Linked DNA regions of Homo sapiens: region 2 is linked to region 1. The links are chromatin loops, found by intact Hi-C in ENCODE. Cell type or tissue: Caco-2. All regions are shown on one strand. Each heading gives the region's core, and the rest is flanking DNA. Links, peaks and the distances in the headings are about the cores only. Region 1 holds the start of LINC02925 (long intergenic non-protein coding RNA 2925). Region 2 overlaps CELSR1 (cadherin EGF LAG seven-pass G-type receptor 1).

Evidence for each region. Peaks named below come from ENCODE experiments on the same cell type or tissue, not always from the same donor. Only the 100,000 strongest peaks of a DNase experiment are listed, where the experiment ranks them.
Region 2: it touches region 1 in a loop (3-fold over the local background); 1 of 110 quality-filtered maps calls a loop at or near these places.

The regions. Positions count from the first base shown.
Region 1 is chr22:46,541,258-46,544,167 of GRCh38, reverse strand. It overlaps LINC02925 (long intergenic non-protein coding RNA 2925), which reads right to left and starts at 2,673. Exons shown (of 2, transcript NR_186692.1): 1 at 1,234-2,673. In Caco-2, for the core only: a CTCF peak has its summit at 1,703 (motif pointing right); a DNase peak (open chromatin) is centred at 1,697.
Region 2 is chr22:46,482,694-46,485,603 of GRCh38, reverse strand. The region is part of intron 1 of CELSR1 (cadherin EGF LAG seven-pass G-type receptor 1); the gene reads left to right. Among named protein-coding and RNA genes, the nearest start is that of CELSR1, 53 kb to the left of the region's middle. In Caco-2, for the core only: no CTCF peak of the experiment used is centred there; a DNase peak (open chromatin) is centred at 1,285.

The DNA.
Region 1 (2,910 bases), core at 152-2,651:
AATGTAATAGTTTAACTTGAGAACTTAAATGTAGGTCACTCAGACTTCTCTTAGAGATAGAGATGGTGCAAGAAAATGCAGGTTTTGCCGGGCGCAGTGGCTCATGCCTGTAATCCCAGTACTTTGGGAGGCTGAGGTGGGTGGATCACCTGAGGTCAGGAGTTCGTGACCACCCTGACCAACATGGAGAAACATCATCTCTACTAAAAGTACAAAAAATTAGCCAGGTGTGGTGGCGCATGCCTGTAATCCCAGCTACATGGGAGGCTGAGGCAGGAGAATCGCTTGAACCTGGGAGTTGGAGGTTGCAGTGAGCCAAGATCGTGCCATTGCATTCCATCCTGGGTGACAAGAGTGAAACAAAAATAAATAAATAAATAAATAAATAAGGCCAGACATAGAGGCTTATGCCTGTAATGCCAGCACTCTGGGAGGCTGAGGAGGGAAGATAGCTTGAGGTTGGGAGTTTGAGACCAGTCTGGGCAATGTAGCAAGACCCTGTCACTACAAACATTAAAAAGAAAAAATTAGCCAAGCATAGTGGTATGTGCCTGTAGTCCCAGCTACTCAGGAGGCTGAGGCAGAAGGATCACTTGCGCCCAGGGGTTTGAGGCTGCAGTGAGCTGTGGTCATGCCACTGCCCTCCAGCTTGGGTGACAGAGTGAGACCCAGTTTCAGGGAAATAAAAAGGGAGGGAGGTATGTAAAGAAGAACAGTAATCAGTAATCAGTAAACAGTAATCAGGGCCGGGCGCAGGCTCACGCCTGTAATCCCAGCACTTTGGGAGGCTGAGGCGGGCGGATCACAAGGTCAGGAGATCAAGACCATCCTGGCTAACATGGTGAAACCCCGTCTCTGCCAAAAATACAAAAAAATTAGCCAGGCGTGGTGGCGGGTGCCTGTAGTCCCAGCTACTCAGGAGGCTGAGGCAGGAGAATGGTGTGAATCTGGGAGGCGGAGCTTGCAGTGAGCCGAGATTGTGCCACTGCACTCCAGCATGGGTGATAGAGCAAGACTCCATCTCAGAAAAAAAAAAAAAAAAAAAGAACAGTAATCAAGTGAGACAATATTCCCCCATATTGGCTCCATGATAACGTTTATGTGCATCAGGTGGGGGCCAGGAAACAAGATCGACCACGACAATGATAATAATAGTGATAGGAGCAAGGATATTCAGCAGCGTGAACTCAGCAGGTGTGGACCCTCTTCCGGGAACACGTGCATCTCCCTTACCTGAGCCTGGAGTCAGCAGCCCTCCCAGTCACTGCCCCCAAATGCAGCTCCCATGCCCTCCTGGGGCTTGTGTGCTCAGGTAGGCCCTTCATTCTCGTTCCCCGGGACTAGATGGGGGTGCAGCCTGTGGGGGGAGCCCCATCTCCACGCTGTGCACTCTGAGGCTCCGTTTGCTGTGTGTCTTGCAGAGCTGGGCATCCTCACCCTATAGAGAGTGAGGGGCTCAGGAGTCCCAGGAGCAGCGGGCAGTATGACTAGCAGCCCGTGTGGCCGGCCACTGCTCGGGGCCAGCAGCATCGTAAGTGTGTGTGCATGCACAGGGCTCACTCTCAGCATGGTAGCCACGGAGCCCGGGGCTCAGGCTGGTCTCTGCTCTGCTCAGGGACAGTGTGGTGGGCACCTGCACAGGCAGCCAGGCAGGCGCAGAGGGGTAGAGCCCATGCTTGGCCACTAGGGGCCAGTGCAGCCCTGAGATGGGCCCAGCAGGCACAGGCAGTGTGGGTGAGCATGGGGCGAGGGCATGGCCACAGGACCTTGTTGTTCCTGCCCACCCGGGCTCCCCAGGGAGATGCAAGAGCAGTTTTGGACACAAGACCTCAGCCCATTGCCCTGAGCCCACAGCATTTCCAGGCAGGCTGGAGATTTGTCTCTGGCTTTTGTGCGTGCCGGCTAAACTTCCTGGAGCTTTCCAGAACCTTCTTGGGGCTAAAGCCTCCCTGGAGCAGGTCGTTCAGGTGCTGGCATCTCAGGGAGCACCTGAGGGCGCCGAGCTCCCAGGAGGAGGCTTCACGAGGCGGCCTGGGTAGCCGTACGCGACAGCCCACGGGCAAGAAATCCCAGCTTTTATATTAGACAAGTTCTGGCAACTTCCAAGCAGGAAAACATGTTTTCTTTGTAGTCATAAAGTTATCCTGGCCTTCCAGGGAAGCGCTAGTACATAAGACGTGCTTGATTAGGATCTAAATTCTCTGTAGCCCCTTGCCTCTATTAACTCTATGTTGAGGCTTCATTTTTGTTCCGTGTTCTAACTTTCACAATTTTCCATGTGTCAAACCCCACCAACTGTAAGGCATCGAGAGGAGGCAGAGGGGTGCAATGGGCCTGCTCCCAAGATGTTTCCCCCTGAATTCCAAAAATAGGGCAAAGTGGACAAAGTGGAGCTTGGCCTGGGCTCACTCGGCTTTTGCCTATGAGTGATTTCTTGTGGCTCCTTGCTGTTTACCAACTGGCCCAGGAATTTACTGTGTAAGGAACAGATTCCAGAAGTCATGTAGCTTCTGGTTGCGGCCCCTGGCAAAACGCATTTTCAAGTGCTTTCTACAGCACGTACAACACTAGAAATCCATCGTGTCTGCCTTTTTTTTTTCTAAATTCTATTTTTGTTTTAAAAAATGCTCACTTCCCGTGAAACACCTCCGGGCAAGTGCAAAATACAAACATCAATTACAATCCATTGAGCCCCTGAGAAAGGCCGCAAGCAGCGATTCTAGGCACAGAAAACTGGTCAGTGGCTCTCAGGGTGACAGGTGCAAGAATGACCCAGGGTGCTGTTACTGAACTCCAAGCCCCCTCCCCGCCCTGAGAGTCATGAGTGGGCCACTGACCCCAGAGATGGTGGGCACATAGGGGCCGGGGAGGAGAGACCCTGCTCCAAGCCAATTCCAAAGGGGAAGGATA
Region 2 (2,910 bases), core at 195-2,694, 59 kb after region 1:
GAGATGCTCAGCCAGCCAGATTTTATTTTCAGCTTTACTTGTGACGTTCACTTCTCTCCCGGATCCTCCATAATGAGCCAGACAGAAGCTGCCTGGCGGCCCCGCATGCAGCCTCCCAGGCACATGGGCCTCCTCCCGTCCAAACGGAGCTTTGAGTCTTTGCTTGAATCTTCTTACTCACTGGTTTCAAAATAGGCATCCAGCTCATTAGCCTCAGGGAGAGGGAGTTGGGGGCGCCACTCACAAAGGCCTGGGAAGAGGAACCCGAGCCAAGGTCAGGATGGAGGGCTTGTCTTCCAGCAGAACCCAATGTGAGGTGAGAGTTTTTGTTCTAGTCTTTGAATACTGGAAACGAATCTCACCATCTGGAGGTGGCAGGGGAGAGAGGCCTGAAAGAAATAAATTAAAATACTCAACTACAGAAAAACCTCGAAGCTGCAATCAAGACAAAAGCAAGGATGCTAACACACACACTTTCTCTGTTGGCTAAAACTGAGTGTTTTCACGGGGAGGCCTGCGTCATCTTTCTCTCAGGTTTCTTCCACGAGAGCCTCTAGTTAATCATCTCAAATGACCCTTCTAATGTCATGCTGAATCAGTCTCTTGAAATTTAGGACTGGAATTTTCTCAGCAAATATTTAACTAGAAAAACGAAATCTCAGCTTTTCTGTTCTCAGCAGTTTCAATGCAAGTTGCAAATTAATAGACGTCTGGGCCAATATTTGATCTTTTCCCCCAAAGAAAATGATTTGCTCGCCATTCACTAAATTGGAGGGAGGCGTCCCTGGAAGTAACAAGGATGATATCCTTGTTCCTGGAGGTGGGCTTCGGTAGTGTTTGGAGACCTCAGGCAGCAGCCGGACCTCCCCAGCACCTGGGCGGGGTCCCTGTGAGCGCTCACTCCAGCATCTCTGATGGCCACAGGGTCTCTGGGGCAGAACCCCCATGCCCAGCCAAAACAGGTGCTGCAGTGAGTGGGCCAGGTAGCTCTCGTGGTATGTGAGCGCAGCTGCCCCTTGCCAGGCTGTCCCGGGCTGCCCCCAGCTCTAACTTGAGGCACTAACCCTATCAGGGGTCAGTGGCTTAATATAGCCTCTCCCTGGTATTTGCATTTCAAAAGAGGTCTCTGTGAAATTATTCTGGAAGGGATTTCAGGGCCCCTGAGTGGGGACACATTTCAGGCCTAGGAGGGGTGGCTCCTCCAAGTTCCTGGCAGATGCTGCAGCCTGCATTTCTGAGGAGGGCTGGGCCCGAGGCAGCTGCCACCATGGGCTGGGCTGGGCTGGTGGAAGGAGGGACTCTGTCCCCTGCAGGACCCTCCCAGCGGTCTTGCTTGGGACTGAGCAGCTGGGGCTGGTGGGCCCTGTGGATGCCAGGTTTACTGGTGCCCAGTTCAGACCTCGGACCCGTCCCCACCGTCGTAACGGCTCTCCCCAGCAGCTCCCCTTCTCTTGCCCTGTACCCTTGGATTTCTGGGCGGAAGGCCTGGGGCGCTCCTCCCTACAGGTGAGTCTGAGAGCCAGGGCAGAGCGTGGGAGCCCGTGGGAGCCTGGGAATGTTCTGTGCTCCGTGAAATTGACAGTTGTGCTCCTTTACCTGGAGGCAAGGGATGTGGCTTCTGAGCCTGTTGGTGCCAGTGCCTTTGTTGTTACACCTTTGCTCTTAAATAGGTACAAATTATTGGTATTAGAAAGCCTTGCAGCTCCATATCCTCATTAAGCCTCTGCAGTTAATAATTATTTTTCTCTCCTGAAAGTGTTGGTGTGAAAGAGCTGAGTAGACACGTGGAGACTGCAGGCCTCACTCTACCTTGGCAGGAAGATGGCGACCTGCATCCCCAACAGACAGCTGTGTGTCCTGGGCACAGTTCCTGAGCCTTTCTGGGCCCCACATCCCTTGTCACTGGGGTAGCAGAATCTGCTCTGCCTCCCTGGGTGGTTGGAGAGGCAATAGCAGATAATGGGAGCAAAGACTTACGTAGCTCTTGCAATCCTCAGGGGACTCCAGGAGGCAGGAAATCCAATCACCCGGTTTTACTGATGAGGAAACCAAAGCACATAGAGGTTAAGTGACTTGCCCAAGTTCACAGAGGAAGTGGGTGGCAGAGTGGGATTGTCAGGGAAAGCACCTTGAATGGAAAACCTGTGGGCTGCCACTGCACTCCAGCCTGGGTGACAGAGCGAGACGCTGTCTCAAAAAAAAAAAAAAAAAAAAAAAAGTCAGGAATAGCATGTTTCCATAAAGAGGGTGTGCTCAACTGTGAGGACTGCGCCCTAGACACCCAGTGAGGCGGGTCTCACAGTTTGTGGCTTATGTTAATTAATGTCTCATCATTAATTTATTAATAAGGTTCTTTCTAAAGTCCTTGTTTTTAATGTAATCAAAATCATACTTTTTCCCCTTTACGATAGTGTGTTGTGTGTCATGTTTAAGAATTGCTTACCTATCTCAAGATCATAAACATGATTTTGAATGATCCTTGCTAAAATAGGCTTTGTCTTTCCTGCTTAAGTCCTTAGTTCACCTGGAATTGATGTTTGTGCTTGGTGTGAGGTAGGGATCCAGTTTCACTTTGTCCGTTATGTAGACAGCTGAGTGGCTTGGGACCATGTGTGGGAATGCTCCTCTTTCCCATTTGCCAGCTCTGTTGTGTGTGCGTGTGGACCTGTTTCTGGGCTCCATCTTCTGTCCATCAGTCTGTTGGTCTGCTCCATGCCAGCACTCCCTTGTCTACAGGCTATAAATCTTGACATCAGATAGAGCTTGTTCCCCTCCCCTGTTCTCCAGGGATGCCTTGGCTATTCTTGACCTATTGGTCTTCTGTGGAGATTAGAGAATCATCTTGTGAGTTCCCTATGAAGGACCCTGTAGATAATTTTCTTTTTTTTTTGAGGCGGGATTTTGTTCTTT